Linked DNA regions of Mus musculus: all the other regions are linked to region 2. Evidence: chromatin loops called from intact Hi-C (ENCODE). Cell type or tissue: heart. All regions are shown on one strand. Links, peaks and the distances in the headings refer to the core of each region. The heading gives the core; the rest is flanking DNA.

Region 1 (7,404 bases), core at 1,258-5,257, 350 kb before region 2:
CTCAGGCTGAACTTGATGTCCTGAAGTAATGGGATTAGCAGCATGTGTCACCACATGGTAGTTGTCCTTAAATAAAGGCTTCGTAGAGCCTTTGTTGTTCTAATCTGGCTTCTTCACGGAACTTTTGCCCAGAGATTATTCGGTATTAATTAAAGCATTGAGATAGATTATCTTAGCAATGCTTACTAAAAGACACCAGTTTCCAGGAATAATTGTGAAGCCTTTTATCTTGACTAGATTGGAGTCATATGATACGGGAAAATTTTATTGCCCCTATACGGTCAACAACTAGATTCTATATTTGTTTTAATAATTAAAGCACACACAAGGCCTTGTAGGACACACACACACACACACGCATATATATATATATATGTGCGTGTGTATTTATATGTATTTACAGAGATATAAATATATATATTTACTATTTATATATATTAACTTGGTTTGTCATAATATTAAAGGTTGCCACACATATTTTTAATATCTTTATATATAGTCCAGTGCAAATCATAAATTTTGAATTACAAAATAAGGTATATTCTTCTTATACCATTTAGGACTCTACCTGTAAATGTAGAATAAAGTCTAAGAAGTCCTGTTGGTTTTGAGGATTAGCATTCTTGTTTCATTTTTCTTGGTTACATGGTTATTGTGTCTTGAGATTATTATGAAATAATACAAAACAGTTCTTGACAAAATCAGGATGTGGTGCAGTAAGTAAGCACTTGGTAAAGCCACAGAACTCAAATCAACTGGCCTCCGGAATGCACAGAATCAAGAATGGGCTCACAAATACCATTTTTCTAGATGAAGTCCTTAATTCCTTTTCCAAAAGCCTGTCTGCAAAAATTAAGATATTTTGCATGTTACTGAGTGCTCTATTTATACTCCTTCTCTTCTGGTCTCTTTATTTTCCCATAAAAATAGCTCTTTTCAAACGATTCTTTTCAAATAATGCAAGAGTCTTACAGTTAAATAGGGTGACATAGTGGTGTCTCCTAGTGTTTATATTCGTCATGCATTTCCCTTGAGTGCTGGAGACATGCATGAAGAAAGTGTGTAAACTGTCCCTTGGCACGTGTGGGAAGCTGCACATTTGCAGTTGGAGCTACAATTAGTTACATACTGTTTTTGTGGAGAAGCAACTCCCTTGGTAGTTGCAGGGCTTTGCAGACACACACTTGAATGTTTCCTGTCACATAATGTGAAGCAGTGTATGTATGTGCATGCTGGACAGAAAAGCTGCACAGTACAGTTACTTACATGGAGTTTTGGGCACTTGGGCCATGAGGCCTACTTTGACATTGCAAATTTGAACTAAATTTTAGAAGAACATTTTTACTCCGTGTGTTTGAGTGTATGTGTGTGTGGTTGATGTTAGGTGCCATCTTCTCTTATTCTTTTTTGAGACAAAGGTTTCACTGAACCTGAAGGTAGGCTGGTGGCCAGCATGCTTCCTGTCTTGGCTCCTCACAATCTGTGTGGCCCTGCTGGGCACTTTTGTGCTTCCCTGAAGATCCTAATTCACGTGTGCATAGTTGCAAATGCTCTTACCCACAGAACCATTTTCCTGGATCTTCTTTCTCCTTGCACTTATTAAAGGTTTTATTTTACTGTTTTTATTTGTTTGTGAGTTGCTTGTGTGTTGTGTGTATCTGTCTGTGTGTGGGTATGTGCATATCTGCAAGTGCCCTAGGAGGCCAGAGCTGTCACATCTTCCTGGAGCAATCACAGGAAGCTGGGAGTTAATTGGTAGGCTCCATCTCTCCCTCCAGTCTCTGTCTGGTTCTTTTTAGAAAGTCAGCTTTGTTCTGTGCTCCAGTGTGTGTCTTTATAGAACTCTTCAATGGAAACATCTAATATATACATACGTGCTACTTACATATAGAAAATGGGAACGTGTACATATTTGTTCATCTATATATGCACATTCTCATGATATAAATATAAAGTGTTTGTGTTCATACTGGCCCCAAGTTCCCCACTTCATCTTTCCTTTCCTTTGCATGGGAGACTTGGATGTCGGCATCTTTTATTCAGTTCCTGTATTTCAAAAGTGGTACAGAACTGCTCACCTGTTCCACCTCAACAGGCGTGCCTACTGCCACTACTGCCTGAAACTGCAGGTGCACAGTTCAGCTGTCCTCATAGGGTACAATTTGTTATGGTGTGTGTGTGTGTGTGTGTATTTGCATGTATACATGTACATAAGCATGTATGGAGCAGAGAACAATCTAGAGGAGTCATCTTTTTCCCTTTACCATGTAGTTTCTGAACATTGAACTCAGGTGTGGCAGCAAATGCCCTCATCTGCTGAGCTGTGTCACCATCTCCTCGTCTTATTTATTTATTTTTTGGTCATCTTTTTCTTCTGGTCTTCCTCCACTTTACTTGGACTATGATTTAATGTGTATAATTCCTTATATATTCATATTTTCTATACCAATATATATAATATGTTCATGTAGCTATTTATTTTCCTTTTACAAACATAAAATAGTTTATTTGCTCATTAATGGCCATGTTTCTTAAGATTATTTTATGTCCACCTATGTGCTAATTTAGTTTAAAAAATGATGTGAATATAAATTTTTGTATACTGTGTTTCTGACTATATTGGTTATTTTTCCATTTGACTTTAAATATTTTAAGTCTACTTTTAATATGAGATCATTTATTTTTACTTTTTATGTATTTTTTTTTAATATATGTATTTGCTTTGCTCTTGTTCCAATGGTGAGCTGGTTTAGTGGGCAAGGATGTTTGCTGTCCAAGAGTACTCTGATACCTTGTTGCAGGGAGCAGGTTTCAATCTTTGCAATCCTGCCTTTCTCTTTTTAAGCAGCAGGAGGCAGCAGAGGAATAATTTTCATAATTTTTGAATGTGGATCTGTGGTTGAATGAAGAAGCCATTCTTTCTATTAGCTAAAATAGTCACTTGCCACATTGTAATTTGTGACAGATATGTTTACTGATCAGATACCTTGCAATCTACTCATCGTGACTCAATAATAGCTTATCTTCATGTACCAGGTGTTCTAGTCTGTTATATTCATATTAATGTGAGGAATAAAAGGATTATATGTAAATCTGATACAGGTCATATAAGGCTGGTATTTTTTCTTGAATTAATTTCATAGGACTTGAAAATAACTATCACAATATCATATTGTCCTAATTCTCTGATGTTGACCCAACTTTAAAAATGTTCACCTGAATCTTAATTATCATCATTTTTGGCAAATACAAGCGTGTTGTTGCCAGTGAAGAGTTAGAACCCGAGTTTCTGCTGAGCACCTGAGAATTAAAATTGCGATTAACATTGATAATTGGAAGCTCAATCTGTTCGTGATGCAGTGGCCTCTCAGACATGGACAGTTTGTGTGCGTGTGTGGGCTTGGTTTCTGCACATTCTGTCCACTTTCCCACAGACACAATTGGATATGCAAATATCCTAAAATATTTGCTTGTTGTTTTAGGTTTCTTTTTATAATTTTTGTAAGGAATTAAGAGGAGAAAACATCCAATTTGCTAGTATGTCAAATATTTAATGTTAGGAAGTTATATGTAAGTCCTTTGATTATGTTTTTTTAATTTATTTATGGAAAGGCTGCCAGACCCTGAATCCTACCATTTCAGAGTTTATGAATTCTTAAAGCCTGTTCATCATGTAATTAAAACCACAGTTGAGCATGAAACTGCCTTAGTGGCACCAGAAGATTATATAAAAAGGGGTAAATGTGTCTCAGCAGGGCTTTCAGCTGTTTTGTCTGCAATACACTCAATGCAAACATTCCCACCCAGCGTCCTTATTATGCATGGTAAATAGCTGCTGTCTAATAGCACGCAGAGTTAAACAGCTTAATAGAAAATGACTCTGTTCTCCCCTCCTCATCACAGCTGATTCGCTGTCACCAGTCCCGTGGAGGAGCCTGTGGAGACAACATTCAGTCTTACACTGCCACTGTCCTTAGTGCTGCTAAAGTGAGTACCTCACAAGTTTCTACAAGTTGTGATCATGTGCAACAATTACCAGGTTCCACTGCTGAATTGTGATGAGATCTGCTCTCATTCACAAGTGTCGAATACATGTGGGAAGTCAGAATGTTTTGCCAACTGTGAGAATTAATCTTTTGAGGTTAATAGTTTTATTGTCAAGATTGTATGGTTTGTACTTACTCCATTAAAAAGTTAGGTGTATTGCAACTGGATTCAAGTCTGGTAACTAATTAATCCCACATTGCAACAGACTGTACATGGTTGAGCTAGACACTTGGGTTCTTCTGTGATGTGCATTGGCCACTACACTGACAGCCTCACGGACATCCCTGTGCATCTTTGACTAGTTTTGAATTTCTTGGCTCCAAAAATTCCTCATGAAAACTTGAGTTGGTCCCCTGACACATTCAAAGATTCTTTCATATCTAGAGGCTGGCCCCCTTGATGTTTGCCCAGTGAATTCTCTCTGTGCTTGTGAGGGTTAATTTTGATGGTGCCCGTGAAACTTTGAGCTGATTATAAGGTTTCTTACAACCACCATTCTTTTGAATTGTGAAGTCTACAACAGAGCAATTCTAATAATAGGGATGACAGAGTGAATCTGAATGACAGCATGTAATCAAAAGCACAACTGCTCGGGGGACAACAGTCTAAGTCGACCACAGAGAAGGAATCAAAGGTCACACTGTTTCATGTTAAATACAAAAATACTTCAAGATTGTCACAAATGCTTGCATGATGTGCATTAGAATATGTCCCTGGGCTCGATGAGAACCGTTACATACTTTCCAGTCCAAAGCAGAGTAAGGAAATGTCTTTACACTTACAGCACTGTATGTTTATATTTCTACTTTTCTTATATAGAAAGACAGTAATTAGGCAGACTCATGAGTGTCCCTCCGTCCCCCTGCATTTAACAAAGGGATACTGTTTTGAATGTTGAATTATTGAACTCAACTGTCTGTACTAGTGGATCTGGCTGTACATCACTTTTAGTGACCTACTGGGGCTGCAGTTTAGTACTTTGTTGCTAGAGGATTTAATTTTTTTGTTTTTGTTTTTTCTTTTTTGTTCTGGGAAGGGCCCTGCATTCATTAAGAAAATGTTTTGTTGTGGGTATATAGAAATGAGGCTCGATGTAATGAGTTCAAAATGACAAAGTCTGAACCCTGTACATCCCACACCTCCACGTTGGGATATAAGGTGTGTATTCAGGCTTCCTGATTTAGGCTCTAAGAAATTAAGTTTAACATGTCCTGTTGCCTTACAATTGTAATCGTTACACTTGGGAGACTGAGGCATGAGAGTTGCTGCAAATTCAGGTTAGTCTAGGGGTGAGACCAAGGCCAGCCTAGGCTACATAATGTGACACTGAGTATACACTGTTGGTCTCCCTGAAGATACTAAATTTAAAACACTTTTGTCCAATTAATTTCAAAGGGGCATTTATTATTGAGTGAATTTATGTGTGATAAGCATGTATTCCATTCCTGTTCTGTATCCACAGCTCTACAGGTTAAAATTTTAGGTATACTTTTCATTCAATCATGTATTAAATCCTGAGTTAAGTTATATTTATAACCAACTTAAATGTCTGTCATTAGTTTTGAAAACTGAACAGAAAAAATTCCATATATAGCATCTATTTATTTGGATTTATATTTGAAAGCACGAGTATTTTAAAGTTCCTTTAAATTATTGTCAAATCATTAAAAATTCATTTAATGGTATTTTTATTATTTTTAAGATAGGCTTTCATGTAGCCCCTGCTAGTCTCAAACTTAGTATGGCTGAAGATGACCCGAAAATTCTTATTCTCCTGCCTCCACCTCCCAGACACAGAGTGATTTTAATTTATATCCGTTCTGTGGGTTTTTGTACATAGAGAGAATTGCAATGTTGCAGTAATTTCTACTCTAGATGCTAGTTTTTCCTTGTAAGGTACTGCATATTATCTATTGTTAAACTGACCTTCTAAGAAATGCAGTAGTTCCAATTTTGCATGGTAAATATACGAATTAGTATAATCCAGAAGCCTTCCTTTGCTTATTGCTGTTGTATTGTTGGTATGGGCAGTGTACTTTTTTGGTTCAGAGTGTATTAAATTTATTTAAAATAAAGGGGCTAAGGAGATGGCTCAGTAGATGAGGTGCTTTGCCCCAACTCCCACTCACACAGAAGCACCGCCCCTTACAGGCTAAGGTAATGCCTGGTATGTACTCCATTGCCGGGGAGATTGGAAACAGAAGGCTCCTGGGGGCTTACTTGTTGGGCATTTTGGCCAAATAGCAAGCTCTAGACTCAAGTGAGAGATTCCATTTCAACCATAAAGGAAGGTGGACTGCAGTAGAGGAAGATAACTGAATCAGCCTCTGGCCTCCATCTGAGTTTGCCTCACCATGTTCTCTGCATGCCTCTATACACACAAAGAGACATAACTTCCAAAGATTACTTTAGTGTTCTTTCTGTAATTTAAGGATAAATAATTATGCGGCAGGTATGGTGCTTGTATACCTGTTGTCTCAGCTATTTGGTAGGCTCATTTGAGCTCATATGCTTGAGACTTCCCGTGCAACATGGCAATACCATGTCTGTCTGTTTCTGTCTGTCTGTCTGTCTCTATCTTGCTCAGATACACAAATACAAAAATAAACAAGACTGAATAAATAGTGCAGTTAATAAGAATAAGAGCAATAAGATTATGCCTAATTTTTAAAATGATTACATGTTAAATGACTGAACTCTTTGAGCAAATCAAGCTTTCTATTCCTGTCTTTGTTGAATACGCCCTCAGGTTCTCTCGATGTTTACCTCCATATTTTTCAGAAGATTTGTTTAAAAGCTCTATTGCATACAAACAGAGGTTAACTCTTCTGTTGTAAGTACCCTCCACCCCTGAAGAGGCAGAACCCTAATCCCATTAGGACTACAGTCACACGGTTTCCTGAAACCCATCAACACTTCACTGAACTCAGGGGTATCATCCTACCTCAGTCCCCAGACTGCCAAAACTGCAGGCAGTGCCAACACTCGGCCACACTGCATGCCCCTTTATGTTTCAATCCAAACCATGGGAGGAGATGGTAGTTTCTGACAAGGGTAATTACAATACATGACTTCCTAATTCTAAAAATGTGGTAAGTGTGTCACGTAGTATCTTTAGACCCTTTCTAGAAAAACAGATTATCCCTAGGCCTGGGTATCCCACCAGGGGTCCTGGATTTCTTTGATTCTTTTATTCTAACTCATCTGTGGTTGAGGAGCCCTCCCCCCCCCCCCCCCCCGGTCTCAAAAGTTCCATAGTAAAATATACATGAATAAGATGACCAGCAAAGTTCTCTCTGCTGAATTCTAGCACAAAGAACCAAAGCCAAGGGGGTCACAAACCCACAAATCAATTGC
Region 2 (7,404 bases), core at 1,791-5,790:
TTTGTCTGTCTCTCTGTGTATCTGGTTTTCCCTCCTTCTCCCTTCCCCCTCTCCCCCCCCCCCATTGTCCCCTCTTCCTTTCTGTACTGTTTTGCCCCTGTGTGTAAGCTTCTTATTAATAAAATGGCTTGCTTGGACCAGACCTCTTCTGAACCAATTTACTGAACTTTTCACTGTCCTGTGGTCATCTGGTCTCCTCATTATTTTTATCCCTTCAAGGGAAAGTGCTGGTCACCCTGACTTTTTAATGAGAGGACACCCCCACCCCCACCCATCACATACCTGACTCCCCACCCAAGAACCTTCAAGAAGAAAGGAACTGAAAACTGTTTTATTCTTTACAAATCTTTCCTATGTTAGGCACTGGGTAAGACAGGGCATTTGGCTGGCTTCTCTGTATCCATTCATTGCCCTGAGCTCCCACCAAGCCAACCCCAAGAAAGGAGGACTGGGAGGTAGATGCAGGAGGAGAGAGAAATCAATGTGTGTCAACAGGGTTGGGGATTTATTCTCCATCTTGGGAGAGGGTGTTTTGAAAGAGGGAAGGCAGGAAATGCAAAGCTGTGAACGGGCATCTGCCAACTGCCCTGGGCCATTTCTTGATTTAAAAGACTCTTTGCCCAGGTTGCAATGGAGGCAGAGCTAGTAGGGGCCTGGGTGGCAGGGCCACCTGCTGGGGAGGAGGCTGCAGAGGGCCCCTGAAGTCCTGGAGATAATCACAGTGACTAATTCGATTGCAACAATAATAGTAACTCACATTTGCTGACTGGAAGCTTTGAGCACTCTGGGACGGGCTCCCCATGCATTATTTAATTTCATTCCTACAGCCAGACTATGAAACAGACATCCTTATCCTCGTGCTCAGGAACCCAAAGCACCCAGGAAGCAGGTGGCCAGAGCCTGTGTTCTTAGCAGCTTGCCTAGACTGCTTGCTCCATCCTACCTGTCTTCTCAGGTTGAATTCTGAGTCAGACATTTAGGGAAGGCTTACCCCCTCTTCACTGCAGGAAGTGGCCAGAGCCTCAGCAGGGGCAGACTCCCCTTCCCACCAGGTCTAATCCCAGGCCTACTGGGCTGCTTGGGTGGTTAGTTTAGGAGTAGGGTATGCTGCTACAGCCAGGACCTAATAAAAATGCTCTGCTAATCCTTTTAATGAGCAGCATCTTGGCACTCATGCACACAGCAAGGTTGGCTGGGGAAGGCAGTAGATGCCGATGGATTAATGGTGGCAGAAGTCCCAGGGCTGCTCCAAAACTGAGCCTGGGCCCCAGGTACCCTCTTCCAAACACACACAGCATTACTTTTGCAGGTCCCTGGGGTCCTTCTCGATCCTGGAGACTTGGGGTCCCCACAGTGCTGTACTGCCCAGGATCCCTAGACTAGACAGACCTGAAAACTACCCAGCCCACAGCAGAATTCACTTTGGCCTTCTGCTGAAGCCTTCTTCCTACTAAGACTTGCACAGCAGTCTCAGGTCTCACTAAGGCCTCGTATCTTCAGTGTCTCCCTCCCTCCTCAGGGAATGGGAAGCTAGACCTCATGATGCATGAAGTCATTGTACCCCCCTCCCCAACACCCCTTCACTCATCAGCTCCCTCCTAGAGCTTCCAAGGGCCAGGCACAGCAATTCATGCCTGGCCAAAGGGCTGTGCCCACTCTAGGATGAGGAACAGGGGCAACTGTACCTATCTCTTCAGAGATTGACTGTGGCTCCTTTTCTTGTTCCTCGCAGATGTTCCCAAGTAGCCAGAGACCTTCTGAGAGGCCAGCCACCTCTCTTTGTCCCTCATATGCCTTAGGAGTTTGACAGACACAGTGTAGAATGGGGGTAACATGCAGACAAGGCCTCCTCTGCTTCAGGCTTATTTATTTCATGAAAGCAGAGGCCTCGCCCTTCTCATTGCTGGCTCTGCTGTCCACTCCTGTCCCCTGTGGCCTGCCTAGTCTCTGCTACTGGGGATCAGCTGTGGTAACAAGCCTGGTTTCTCGTAAGACCAATGTGGTGTGGGGTCATGGGCAGTAGTATTAGTGGCCTGCCCTAAGACCAGTTCTCCCTCCGGTGAGCTCAGGGTCACCAAGTCCCTGGAGAATATGAGGGCACAGCCTGAGTCTGAGAACTTGCTTGAGGCTCCTCCTTATGTGCTGCCCTGCTGTGGGGAGGGCTGGGGATAGGAGAACAAGCTTTCTTAAAGCATGGGCCAGACTCCGTGATGCTTGGAGAACCTCCCTAGTTGACTGGCCCTAGCTGGTTCTGCTAGGCTTTATCTGGCGTCTACTTACACTGCAGTAAGCTGCTGGGACTTAGGGAAGGTGGGGTTGGGGAGGTGGGGGCAGAGGGAGGGCAATGGTGAACTGAAACCAGGCTACTATGTTAAAATGTCCAGGGTTCCCTCTGAAAACTTGTCAGCCTGCCTCCTTCCTCTTCCTCTCCCAGCAACCCACCTGCATGGGGCCCCGTCTGTCACTGCATGGGCCATAGGTCCCTGTGTATCCCCTTCTAGAAACCGTCGTTTTATGTGTTCTATGCTTACTGTGTGACTCCTCTTCCCTACCCCATACTGAAAGATTCACAACACTTCTGCCTCTGGGCCCGCCCCTCCATGACCAGTCAGCCTCCTGCCGCCTCACGTGCATGTCAGTGTCCTGGACAGCAGAGTGTCCCTGCAAGACCGCCCTTTGCCCGTGTGTCACCCCTGCACCTCCCTCCACCTCCTCCTCCTGCTTGTGGAGATCCGTGTACTTCTGGAGCATTGTCCAGATCTCTCAAAGAAAACACAGAAAAAGATTCCTCAATGCTTTTCTTTCCAAAAGGGAAAAAAAAAGGAAAAAAAAAACAATGCCAACAGCCCAGCGTGCGTGAACAGCCCAACAGTAACAAAGCGTGCGTTCGAGACGGAGGAAGGTAAGGCCACGCACTTCCACACGGTTCTACTCGCCACTTGCTCCAGGGCTGGGGGGTGACTCGAGTGGGGATCCCGTGTGCATCTGCCCTCCTCCATGTTCTCACCCCACACCACACACTCTCACTCTGGTGTCTTTGGAGGAATAGAAAGAGATTGGGTTTGATAGAAGTCGCTAGTAAAGTGCCAAAGAAACCGTCCCAGCCGGACCAGCTGGGCCCCTGGGCCTCTCACTGACTGTCCGAGCTGGAGAGAGGTCCCATGTCTCCCACCACACCATTCATTCATTCCAGAAATTATTTTTCAGCACAAGCTACTTCTCAGGCCTGGGGATTGTGACTGGAGAAGCAGGGACTGAGGCACACATTCCCGACCAGGGCCTGTCTTCCTGAGAGCTAACTAGGAGTCAAATGAGGAGTTCCGAGCCTAGGTGCTCTGCAGTGGACACCGTGGTTCGCAAAAGAGCAGACACTCACGGAAAGCTCAGGAAGAGAAGCAGGCATGTTGGAGCTCGGCGGCCTAAAGCTGTCCATAGCAAGCTCCTCATTCAAATAGGAAACACCAGTGAAGTCAGACAGGGCGGCAGGCTGTGAACAGCCATTGGTATGCCAGGGAATTTATACCTGGGGACCATAAGGAGTGAATGGATGCCTTTAGAGGGATAACAAGATGAGGTTCACAGTTTCCGGACTTGGAGTGAGAATATGATCTTGGGACCCAGTGGCCATTTCAGACTAACCAGTGCAATGTTTAAAGAAGACAGTCAGCAAAATCTTAGGTACCCTGAGATGTGGGGCCACTAAACACTCCTGTCCGGCCCCATCTCTCCCAGGCCTAAGCAAGAAAGAGAAAAAATGGGCCAGGCAGCTCAGCCACACCTGGCCTCCATCTTGTAACCCCTTGGCAACTCTCCCTGCACTGTCACTTGATGGATGGGGTGTGTCCACTCAGACTTATGTGGTGGGGTCACCAGGTTGGCTGGGGATGTTGCTGGGGCCTGTGCAGAGGGACAGTGGGGTGCAGAGCTGCGGCCTGGGCTGTGGATTCCTTAGCTTTCTTGGCAGTGTGGATATGTTGCATTTGTATCAAGACTGCTGGGACTCTCTCTCTGCTCAGCAAAGAAGCCCCTCTTCCCTCACTGATGGCCTCTCCTGCTCCTTTATCTGGGGCGGCTTTCCTTGGGCCTGCATCCATCCTATCTGTATCACTAAGAGGCCCCTGCTTTTCTTGCTACTGCCTGCTCCTCTCCTGCCCTTCCTGGCCCTGCTGTCAGCGCCCCCTAGTGCTAGGATGGCTGCGCGGGAGGGCATGGCCTCTGCAAGCCTCTCAGGTCCTTCCGGTCTTTCTGGGACACTCCTGGGCTTGCTTGTGGGGAAAGGAGGAGAGAAAATGGACTCTATTGGATGTTCCTCCTGGGAAGCCCTTCTGCTTGCTGATGCCTAGGGCCTCCCTTTGCTCGATAGCCTTCTCCCTCCTGTCCCCAGATGAAGGTGAACCTGAAAGCAAGCTGGAGGAAAAGATCTGAGCAGCCCTCGGCCTCATCTTTCTGTCCATATAGAGTTATCTCATGGCTTTCCCAGAGCCAAGGCCCCCCGCAGGAAGCCAGTGTCTCTTGGGGATCAGGCACCACAACCAGTCCCTCAGCCTTTATCCACAGTCCTTCTCCTCTTCCTCTTCCTCCTCCTCCTCCTCCTCCTCACAACAGTCCCAACCTGCTAGGACTGATAATGCTGTGTACCCATCTACCTGGGCTAGGCCCAGATATGACTGGCATGGTTAGCATTTCCCTGACCCATTCCGTGGCGGCTGCTGCTGCTTCTGGGCAGCCCAACTTGGGCTACAGTGTGACCTTCAGAGGGCGGGAGTGGCTGGATGATGATGGCCAGCCTAGTGGGGGCCATGACCCTCACTCCCTAACCAAAGCCAGCTGTGCTGCATGTGTTTGGTGGCAGGGGACTGGGGCAGGTACAGGCTGGATACTGAGCTCTGAAACCAGATGAGTGTATCGCTGAATATACCTTGATGTTTTGAGTAACTTCTTAAGGTCCTGTTTTCCTGAGGTAGGCAAGCAAAACTGTAAAACACAGACAGGCAGACTGCAGAGGAAGAAGCTAAGCCGTAGGTCACATCTGAGTTTGGAGAAGACGCCAGAAATGTCTATGCCTGTGCTTGCCCACGTTTTAGAGGCAACAGCTCAAAGCAAAGAGAGAGTAGGAACTGACCTTAGAAAGCCAGTGAATTGATCCAGCAAGTAGGGTCTCCTATTCCCAGCCCTCTGCCCACCCCAGTTGGTTGAAGAGATGGTGAATCAGTTAAGGTTATCATAGGTAAATAGATCTGGCTTCCATATCCAAAATAGCAGTGTGGAGGTACAAGAACCAGGGCAGCAGGCCTTGCTACTCTACAGACCAACTCAGCATATAAATTCTGTGGGTCCCCAGGAAACTTGGCTGCGGTGGGGTAAGGCTAAGAGGAAAGACTGACGCAAGTAAGGGCCTCTCTCTTCAGTGGAAGAGACTCCCACAAAGGATCCCGTTATACAGAGAAGCCATATAGTTTCTACAAGCTCAAGCCCTGCTAGCAGGTAGAACTTGTGAGAGAGCAAGGGAACAGTGGGGCTGAGCTGGGACAGGGCTCGAGACAAGTCAGCTGGGACAGCAGTCGGGACAGATCAGGCATACTGTCTCCTCTCTTGTCCTGGCTTGTGCCCACCTACTGATCCTGGATAGTGTGACTAAGGGTTGAGGCAGAATGCTGGCGGAGCATGAGTGCGTGAGCAGGAGCACCCCGTGAGAAGCAGTGTCATTGCATAGGGCTTTATACCGCATAATGGCCTGAAGACTTCCCCACAGTGAAAGAAACACCCAGGTCAAAAGCTAGAGGCTGCTAGCCAAGGGGGCTTCTTCTCCCAACTGAGCCCCTTGTGACCTGAGCTGCCACTTGGCCCACATGGAGAGCAGGTGGGAGGAGCCTCCCTACAAAAGCACATGGATGGACCCACAATGGGGCCTCATGGTGAGAGGCCAAGTCCAGGGTGTGCCCCATCTCCAGCTGACTCTGACCAGGCCTGGCCCTCTCCTCTGTTCTGCAGAACTTCAGCGAGAGGGAAGCATCGAGACTCTGAGTAACAGCTCCGGCTCCACCAGCGGCAGCATCCCAAGAAACTTCGATGGCTACCGATCTCCGCTCCCTACCAACGAGAGCCAGCCGCTCAGCCTCTTCCCCACTGGCTTCCCCTAGGCACCAGCCACCTGCTTCTGACTGGCTGGCCCGCTCACCCCTAGAGGGACTGACTGGGAGGGGGGAGTACCCCCATCTCCCTACACCACCACCACCACCCCTGTCCCGCACGCCTCTGTTCCCACCCTTTTCAGTCTCCTCAACCCCACCTTCCCTAAGCTTAGTGGCAACAGCTGTTCATCCCAAACTGGACGAGAAGAGACCTTCAGAACACCTCGGTACACCCTGACCTCCCCCACTCCTGTCAGTGGGGGCTGTGGCCCAAAGAGACTGCAGAAACTCAGTCCCTTCTCTCTTTGCACACAACGTCCCGCACTGGATCCGCTTTTGTATTTTCTAACTACTCACAGGGGACTGGAACAGGGGCCAGATCTTAGGGCCTCTGGTAGGGGAGAGTTGAAAGATCCAGCCAGGCATTTTGGTGGACATCAGCCCTAGCCCAGTTCAGGCTGGGATGCACATTGCCCCCAGGTACCCCTGCTCAGTTCTAAAACAGGAGTGAACTGAGACCTAGAGCGATAGAGAGGAAGAAGGAAAGAGGCCTCCCCTTGCCCTTGCTTCCCTGTTGGCTCATGGAGAGATTTGTCTGTCTTATCTTTAAGCCCTTGTCCCCTGGTCCTGTACTGTTCCATGAAGGGAAGTGCAGTTACCGAGGCCGTGTCAAAAGTGCACGTCTTGTCCAATAAATCTCGCTGCAATTGGTGTTCATTCCTGAGTTGCTGGGGTCAGGGTCCTATCCAAACACGGAGCAAAGTCCTGTAGGTCTGACCGTGGCACTGGCTCCCAACACCCACACCCTCACTATACACAAGTGTCCAGGGAGCCTGTCTTGGGAAGAAAAGGGGAGGAAAACCTTCCCACTGGAATTTAGGTGTGGCCTCACTGAAGTCCAGTCTCTAAGATTCTTGCCTGTTACCAGAGCCTCTGACTTCTGGAGGAGCCAAGCTTGGACCTCCTTCCAAGTCCTGCCCCTACTATGTGGTGGGTTGCTCAAGGAAGAGAGCTTGCCCTTGCCTGTGGCCTTGTCTTAGAGCACTTGAGAACCTCTCTCTCACTCCGAGAAGATGGAGAGCCTGTTGACTAAAGTTGGGTATCCTCTGAAAGTTGGAACACCTCTGATAGCAAGTTCTTGGGTTTTGTTGTTTTGTTTTGCTTCTGAGCCCAGGTTTCAGGTAACTCAGGCTAACCTCAGGTAGCTCTGTGCAGCCAAGTATAACCCTGAACTGATCTTGCTACCTCCTGTGCTGGCACCCCTCAAGGGCTG
Region 3 (7,404 bases), core at 1,258-5,257, 62 kb before region 2:
TCATATTTGAGATATTATACATAGAGATTAGATTCTGATTAAAATACTGACTCTGTCCTGGGGAATTTAACAGCTAACTCTAGCAGAGGAGAGAGATTCTATACAATAGCATATCTCAAAGACTAGATCTTGCTGTGGTTGATGGATGGATCCTTCACTGTCTAAACTTAGAATCTCTATTGAAGCTGTCTGGCTTGTGAAAATATTACATATTTGTTTTGAAGTCCATATTAGGACATGCTGTTCACTGTTTTGAGAAACTTATTGTATAATAATTTCTGTGTTGCTTTAAGAAGTAGCAGGTATGGGGGAATGCTGCTCTTAAATCTCCCTAAAAGGGGACTGGGAACCTGGCTCAGGCATCACTTGCCTTGCTAACACAAAGACCCTAGGCTAATCTCCAGCTCCCACATTAGAAAGGGAAGGCATAGTAGCACACGGTTACAATCCCAGCACTGGGGGGTGGAGGTAAGCAGATCCCTAGGGCTTCCTAGCCATAGTTCAGTCAAGTATAAGGTAAATAGGTCATTTCACATCTCATCTGCTAATGGCTATGGCTTGGGGTGTGCTGCTCGAAATAAAACAGGGACAGATCTTTGATCTTTTGCTCCTGAAGCTTACACCCTCACTCATCATCAGGATGGGCTGTGGGTCCTTCTGAAGGCCACTGTTCATGTTCGTTCTCTCTCTCTCTCTCTCTCTCTCTCTCTCTCTCTCTCTCACACACACACACACACACACACACACACACACACACACACCAGTAACAGTGGATACAGTGCAATAAGATGAGTCCCAGATCTGCACATTGCAGAGATCCTCTTTGGACAGATAAATCCTCCCAGGAATAGGAGAATGGTGGTGTCCACACAGACTGGCCAGGAAGCTAGTGGGCCGCCGCTCTCCTCTCCCAACAGGCAGATCTGTGTAGTTTACATCTGTGCCTAAGTGGCTGGAGTGGTTGGTGCACTGCAGAGCGACACTGACCTTGCTCATGCTTTGGGGGGTAATTGGACTTTCAGGATGAACTCTGAATAATCTGCCACTGTAATTGACACAAACCGGCTTTTCTTTCGCAGCAGACATTCATGCCTTCTTGCTCCAACTGTTTTTTCTTGAACAAACATGTGTATTGTAGCCAATGCAAGGAAAATCCCACTCACCAGTTTGATCTGAGTTGCTGCTGTCCAAGAACAATGGCCCAGTGTGTCGGCAGCCTTCGAGAATCCGGGTTCCGTGCCCGAGTCTGGTTGTGTGAGTCTCTTTGGAAGACCCTAAGGCCAGGAAGCCATTGGTCTAATGAAGACGCTCCTGCCACCCTGTGTAATATCAGTCCATGATCAGCCTTTTCCACTGCCAGCATAGGCTCTAGCCACAGCCGCAGAGTCAACACTGACATGGGCAGATAACACTACCGTCAAGGGGCTCTCTGAAGCTTGACGTAACAGTATGGGCCTGTAATCCCAGGTACTCAGGAGACTGAGGCAGGAAGTTTGCAAGTTGGAATTTGTAGCCTGGGCTACCAAGCAAGCTCAAGGCCAACTGAGCAACTTTGTAAGATCTTGTCTCAAAATAAAATAATAAATAATTGGGGCCAGGGGATGTACTCAGTGGTAGAAAGCTGGTTTAACATAGAAGTCCTTGGGCTCTGTTCTTAACACACACACACACACAAAAAAAAAAAAAAAAGGAAAGAAAGAAAGAAAGAGGAGGAGGAAAGGAGGAAGAAAGAAATTTAACTATCTTTTCTTTCATGTGCTGGCCCTTCTGTAACTTCCATAGTCACAGGAAGGACTTCCTTCTTCACTGAGAACCCACCACTTGGGGAAAAGAAATGGATTTCCCTAAGATGCTGGACACTTGGCGTCTCTGGTCTTGTTGATCTCACTGGTTCAGCAGCTAAGGAAGCCATCAACGTTAGACTGCACAGTGTTGAACTAAGCAGTCCTTGGGCTCACAGTGGTTATTGTGTGGTAGAAAGGGAAAGGCTGTTATTTTGCTAGAAGAAACTGGGGTTGGAAAAAAAACTCTACAGCACCTTCTGAAGGCGAGGCAGCTGGCAAAGGGTGGAGTGGCTTAAACACCCAGCCTCGAAGACTTACTGTCCTCCCAGCCTGTGCCAGACCGTCTTCCTATAGGAAGCTTAATCTGTGGTTCAACTTAAAATCTGAGGAAACATCTGGAATATTAGTTTTCAACCACATTTCAGACACAGAAAGTGGAGCCTAAGGAATAGCCCAGTTGGCTCCTCTCTGGGAGTGGGTAAGAGTAGAAAAGAATTGCTGATCTCAAGCATTTTGTTACCAGAATAACCCCACAGGAGAGGCCGGGCTGAACTGGGATTTGTGTGGGCCAGACAGTGTGGGGGATTTATTTCCGAGGCTGGAGGACAGCTCTTGGATTCCAGTGCCTCTCACTCAGCATCCTCCCTGGAGGCCTGCTTGCTGGAGAGGCCTTGCATCGGGGTGATGACTTCCTGGGAAGCACCTCAGAGCTGAGGCGGTTAACGAGAAAACAAGCAGCGGCCTCTGGCTACAAACCTCAGGGTTTGGGTTCTGGGGCCCAGGATAAAAATACACAGCTGGGAAGGCAAGCTCCCAATTAAGTGGAAGAGTTCAGGCAAGAGAGGTTCCAAGGCTGGGCAGCCTGCAACCGCACGCAGCCCTCTGTCTCCTTGAGCTGCCCCCGTCTCCCTGCTCCGGGCCAGCCCCAGAATCCTGTGGGGAAGTCAGCTGGCAGCATAAAGCCTGTCCCCCTTTTCCATTCAAAGAAAAGCTTGCTTGCCTTCAGCCTGCTGATTTATCTCTCTTGGCATCTCAGAATAGGAGAATATCAAAACTCAAAGGCTCCTTAAGAATCCAGCTCCTCACACTTTGATTTTGTGGAAACTGAGGCCCACTCAGGGCAAGTGGCTAGAACAACGTAGCCCTGTCCAGTAGTGGCAGAGATGACATCAAATTCCACCACCCTCTACCTCCTCCGCTTTTGTACTAAGCCTGTACCAGTTGGCACCTTGCCAGTCACCCCTGTTTCCTCTGACACCCCTCACCCCCACCTCAGGCAGAAGAATTCTCCTCAGCCTTCTTCTGAAAGAAAAGAAGCTAAGGCTGGGAGGGGAAGCAGGGCCCACAGCATTGCCGAGAGCACATGCCAGGCAGGCAGCCACAGAATCCCCATGAGTAGGCTGGGCCTCCACCGTCCGACCACACTCCCTCTCTAAGAACATGTGGGAGGACCCAGTTTGGCCGCCTCTGAGCCATGGGGCCTGCAGCAGCCATCCTAATAGCTCTATGGCTCCTGGGTTCCTCCTGCCCTTCTACCACTGCCTAGGACATTCACACAGCTACAGTGGCTTTGAGCCTTGCCAAGAGAAGCCCAATAGTTACTTTCAGACTCCAGTTCCTGCCAAGCCTGAAATAGTAATTGCCTGAAGGGTTCCAAAAAGCTGGGTTTTATCTGCAGCAGAGACTTAGCAAATCAAAACACAGGTCTTATCTCTGTAGTCTTTTCTCTGTTGTGTGGTCTTCTAAATGAAAAATGTTACCTAATTGCCTGAAACAGCTGGCCTGATGTTTAATTGCTTCAGCTTGCTAACCTGATATTCAGGACCAATAAATTATAGACAGGGAGGAGATAATCCTCTTCACACACCATCTCCATCTGGGTTCCCTTTAGGAGACATTACTGATTTGAGCCACTATGGGGGGAGGGGATTCCAGATGCAAACACTGTCAGAAGCCACCACATCTGTCTGCTGCTGTTGGACCTCAGCCTCCTTCTGTGAGGACATGCGTTTAATCCTCTCTCAAGCATCCCCGTGCTGCCCTCTGCGCTCCTGCCCACCTGCTTGGCACACACTCTGTGTCACAGACTCACCTGCCCCAACTATGCAGCCTCTGTTCTCACCTCAGTTAGTGGGCTTCCCAGAGAGCAAAGAAGCCCCTGGGAAAGGTGGCCCAGCGCCTCCTGGGATCCTGTGCAGCCTCCACCCTCACGTCGAGGATTCTGCAGCTTCCATTCTCCGCCCTCCCTGACATGGAGCCTGTGTTCTTACCACGACCCTGCTTGGTACCCCGTGCCTTTGCTCACACCAGTTCCTAGGATGTCCCTTGTTGTGCCCTAGACCTCACCTTCTCTTCCATTGCCAGATGCCACTCACTTCTCCTTCATGTGTCACCCTAAGTGCCACCACTTTGGTGCCACCTTCTTAGTCACGGCGGGTCCCGTGTCTCTTCTTCTCTGAGTACTTCAAGGCTAGGGTTTTTCCTTTTATATTTGCTATCCTCTGCTCCCTAGAATAATGTCTGATTTAAAGCCCCACAGCTCCTTGCCCCAGTGGGAGGTACACTTTGACAAGGATCTCAGCTGCCATTCTTAGAGCTGCAGAGGCCATGATCACAAGGCTGCTCTTAGAGCTGTACTTCATTGGTTTCTGAGATGGAAGGAAGAGATGAATAGAAGAGGCTGCAGTTCCTTCTCTACCCAGCATCTATCTGCTAAACTGCATGTAAGGCACTACGCGCTAGGCTAGGCTCCTCTGGTAACGTTCAACAGTTCTGCTATTTAAGATTAGTACATTAACAGTTTCAACTTAAATTATGTTTCACCATTTTCCCTATAAGGAATTTTCTCATGTGTTCAATAGCAAGAAGCTCACTCCAACCACTGCTGGCCCTTTTATGAAACTGCTATCACATGATACAAAATCCCTTTTTCCACACAAGACTCTGATAATGCTGGTGTCATTTGGGAACCTCTTCCGCAGTCCCGAGGTGAATATCGCATCGTACTTCTTTTCACTGCTTTGCGTTCTTAAAAACTCTGAGCTCCCTTCTCTTATTCTGAGGCTAAAATTGAAGCAGTTCTTCTGCACAAGCCTACCAAGGTTTCAGAATTACAGGAGTGCCTTACCACACTCCACTAGTTTGGTTTTGACACAGAGCTACATATAGACCAGGCTGGCTTCCAGCTTTTAGCAATTCTCCTGCCTCAACCTTCTGAGTACTAGGGTTATAGACATATGTACCACTATACTTTGGAGAATTCCAAGTATCTAAAGACTACTGTCTTATCTCTGAGTCTAATTTATTTTTTTTTTTAAAAAAAATGGGCATTCAAGTGCATGCCTGCAGTCAGGCACTAGGAGACTGAGGTAAGAGGACTGTCATGAGCTCAAGGCTAGCCTGGGATTCAACATAAGATCCCGTCTCAAAAGAAAATGACCTGTTTTACATAGGGTGTACCAGGACAGCCAGTGTACATAAAAAGACCCTATCTAGATAGATGAAAGGGTGGGTAGGTGGGTGGATGGATGGATGGGTGGGTGGATGGATGGGTGGGAGGGTGGACATATTCAGGAAAAATGCATCTATATAGAAGTTTTAAAGACTTTACTTGTAAGAATTATTTCCTAAGTAATACAGCTTAACAACTGTTTACATGCCATTCATGTTGTATCAGGTATTAGAGGCCATGGAGATGTGTGAGTTGCAGGAGCGTATGCATAGGCTACATGCACATACTATACTGTGTTATACAAGGGTCTTGCACAGCACTCATTTTGGTATCTTCAGTGGGGCCTGGATCCAATACCTTGCAGAACACAGGGGCGACTGTACGTCAGTATTGCATTCAGTTTCCCTGTCCTGTCTCCCCACTCCTACCCCTATATTTGATTAATTGGTGCATGTCATTGCTAGGCTTTTATGAGAAAGGCTCTGATCCCTGCCTTCCTGCCATCCTTGGCCTTTCTAGAAGCCCACCCAGGAAGCGCCATCTCTCCCCTCCTCCCCCCACCTTGTCCACGGCAGCCACACTCTCCCCTAGATGGCAGGCATAGACATTCATCCGTGTCCTGTGGCATTAGTAAGGGGTACACAGCTTAAGAGCACATTGAACCACAGACTGTGGGACAGTTCCCATCTCCTGACCCCATGGTAAGGACCAGTTCGGGCTTCTGAGAACTCCTGCTCTGGGGCCATATGCTATTTCCAGCCGAAGATGTCCACCTGCAGCTTTCTGCTCGTCTCAGCATTTTCATCCCCATTATTAGAGTCCAGCTGCAGTGTCTTTGAAGTTGTTTCCATGATGTTAAATGTTAACCATCATTCCCTTGGCCCATGCTGGAGAGTGCATTCCTTGCTGTTGGCATGATAATCACCACAGCTATATTGGCTGTGTTCTAGCTGACCACCTCAGCACAGAAAGAGCTTTGTACCAGACATCCTGAAACCTGGGTCTTGACCTGCTTGTACTGGGAAGCCATGTGACCTTGTGCATGTCTTTTCTCTCCTCTGGTCCTCATTGTCCTGCACTGTGAAGCATAGGGCTCACAGAGCTCTGAAACTGTTGCATATGTAAGCTGTGGTCCCAAGAGTTAGAGGACACACATTTATTCGTCTCCTTAAGCCCCAGTAGCTCAAGGGGATCTGGGCATGAAAGCAGTGCACTGAGAATCAGCTCCTGGGATAGAGTGCTATTCTAGCATGAACAGAGCCTGGTGTGTGATCCCTAACATGTAAAAACCATCCTGGCACTTAACTGTAGTGCCAGCGCTTGGGTGGCAGAGTGGAAAGGACCAGAACTTCAAAGTTATTCTGACTACATAGCCGGTTTAAGGTCATCCTGGGCTACAGGAGACTTTGGAGAGACAGGTAGAAATAAGGACCTGCTAAACATTTGAACTTGTAACCCTCGTCTTCTAGTTCTTTACAATGGGCTCGGCATTGGTGCTCTGGCACCCTGCATCAAACTTACTATACTAAGGTGACCTTGGGGCTCACATCTACAGTCTGGCTTGATAACTTACAATTCTGCTGTATTAGTAAGAAGAATAATCCTATCTATTCATTCTGCTGTCAGAATGTTGATGCTAGGTTCCCATACTGTCTCTGTCACTAAAGATTGTAATTAAATAATATGTCAAGTATATTGATCATATCCTTATACATTCGCTTGATATGCTGCAGTGGCCTTCTGTTGTTACACTGTATCACAAGATTAAAATCAAAAGTTTGCCAAGCCATCTAAGTTCATTTAAGAGATTTTTTTTTTTCCTGAATAAACCACACTTTTTTTTGATGGTTTGTCATTTTGACATTGACTAAAGTAATTTCTTTTTCCTCCCTAGTACAATACAGTATTTAGCCTTTGCTCAGACTAAGTAGCTGTAATGACATTAGAGGGAGGCATGGGATGACTCTCTGAAGGCAGATATAAAAGTTCCTTTTCTATGCAAAACCTCACAGTTTTTCAGAGAGCAGTCAGGGTTCTTTTTCATGTACATTTATTATACAAATTTTCTGGTGGGTTTTGAGTGTGGGACCTTCACTGTCAAGCTCTGTCTTTCTTCTTTGTAGGATAAACTATTCCTAGAGAGGTGTGTTGTGAACCAGAAAGATTTGG

The links. Peaks named below come from ENCODE experiments on the same cell type or tissue, not always from the same donor. Only the 100,000 strongest peaks of a DNase experiment are listed, where the experiment ranks them.
Region 1: it touches region 2 in a loop (3-fold over the local background); 12 of 42 quality-filtered maps call a loop at or near these places.
Region 3: it touches region 2 in a loop (2.8-fold over the local background); 6 of 42 quality-filtered maps call a loop at or near these places.

What each region holds. Positions count from the first base shown.
Region 1 is chr11:85,466,849-85,474,252 of GRCm38, forward strand. It overlaps Bcas3 (breast carcinoma amplified sequence 3), which reads left to right. Exons shown (of 24, transcript NM_001166643.1): 11 at 3,904-3,987. Among named protein-coding and RNA genes, the nearest start is that of Bcas3, 120 kb to the left of the region's middle. In heart, for the core only: a CTCF peak has its summit at 2,846 (motif pointing right); no DNase peak of the experiment used is centred there.
Region 2 is chr11:85,819,211-85,826,614 of GRCm38, forward strand. It overlaps Bcas3 (breast carcinoma amplified sequence 3), which reads left to right. Exons shown (of 24, transcript NM_001166643.1): 24 at 5,992-6,848. The coding sequence ends at 6,140. All of the region lies in intron 1 of 2610027K06Rik (RIKEN cDNA 2610027K06 gene), which reads right to left. Among named protein-coding and RNA genes, the nearest start is that of 2610027K06Rik, 9.5 kb to the right of the region's middle. In heart, for the core only: CTCF peaks have their summits at 1,916 and 4,192 (motif pointing left); DNase peaks (open chromatin) are centred at 2,000 and 4,181; H3K27ac peaks cover 2,815 bases; H3K27me3 peaks cover 2,128 bases.
Region 3 is chr11:85,757,719-85,765,122 of GRCm38, forward strand. The region is part of intron 22 of Bcas3 (breast carcinoma amplified sequence 3); the gene reads left to right. Mir5110 (microRNA 5110) reads right to left here and starts at 2,984; the gene lies at 2,898-2,984. In heart, for the core only: no CTCF peak of the experiment used is centred there; DNase peaks (open chromatin) are centred at 2,453 and 3,243; H3K27ac peaks cover 1,107 bases; H3K27me3 peaks cover 929 bases.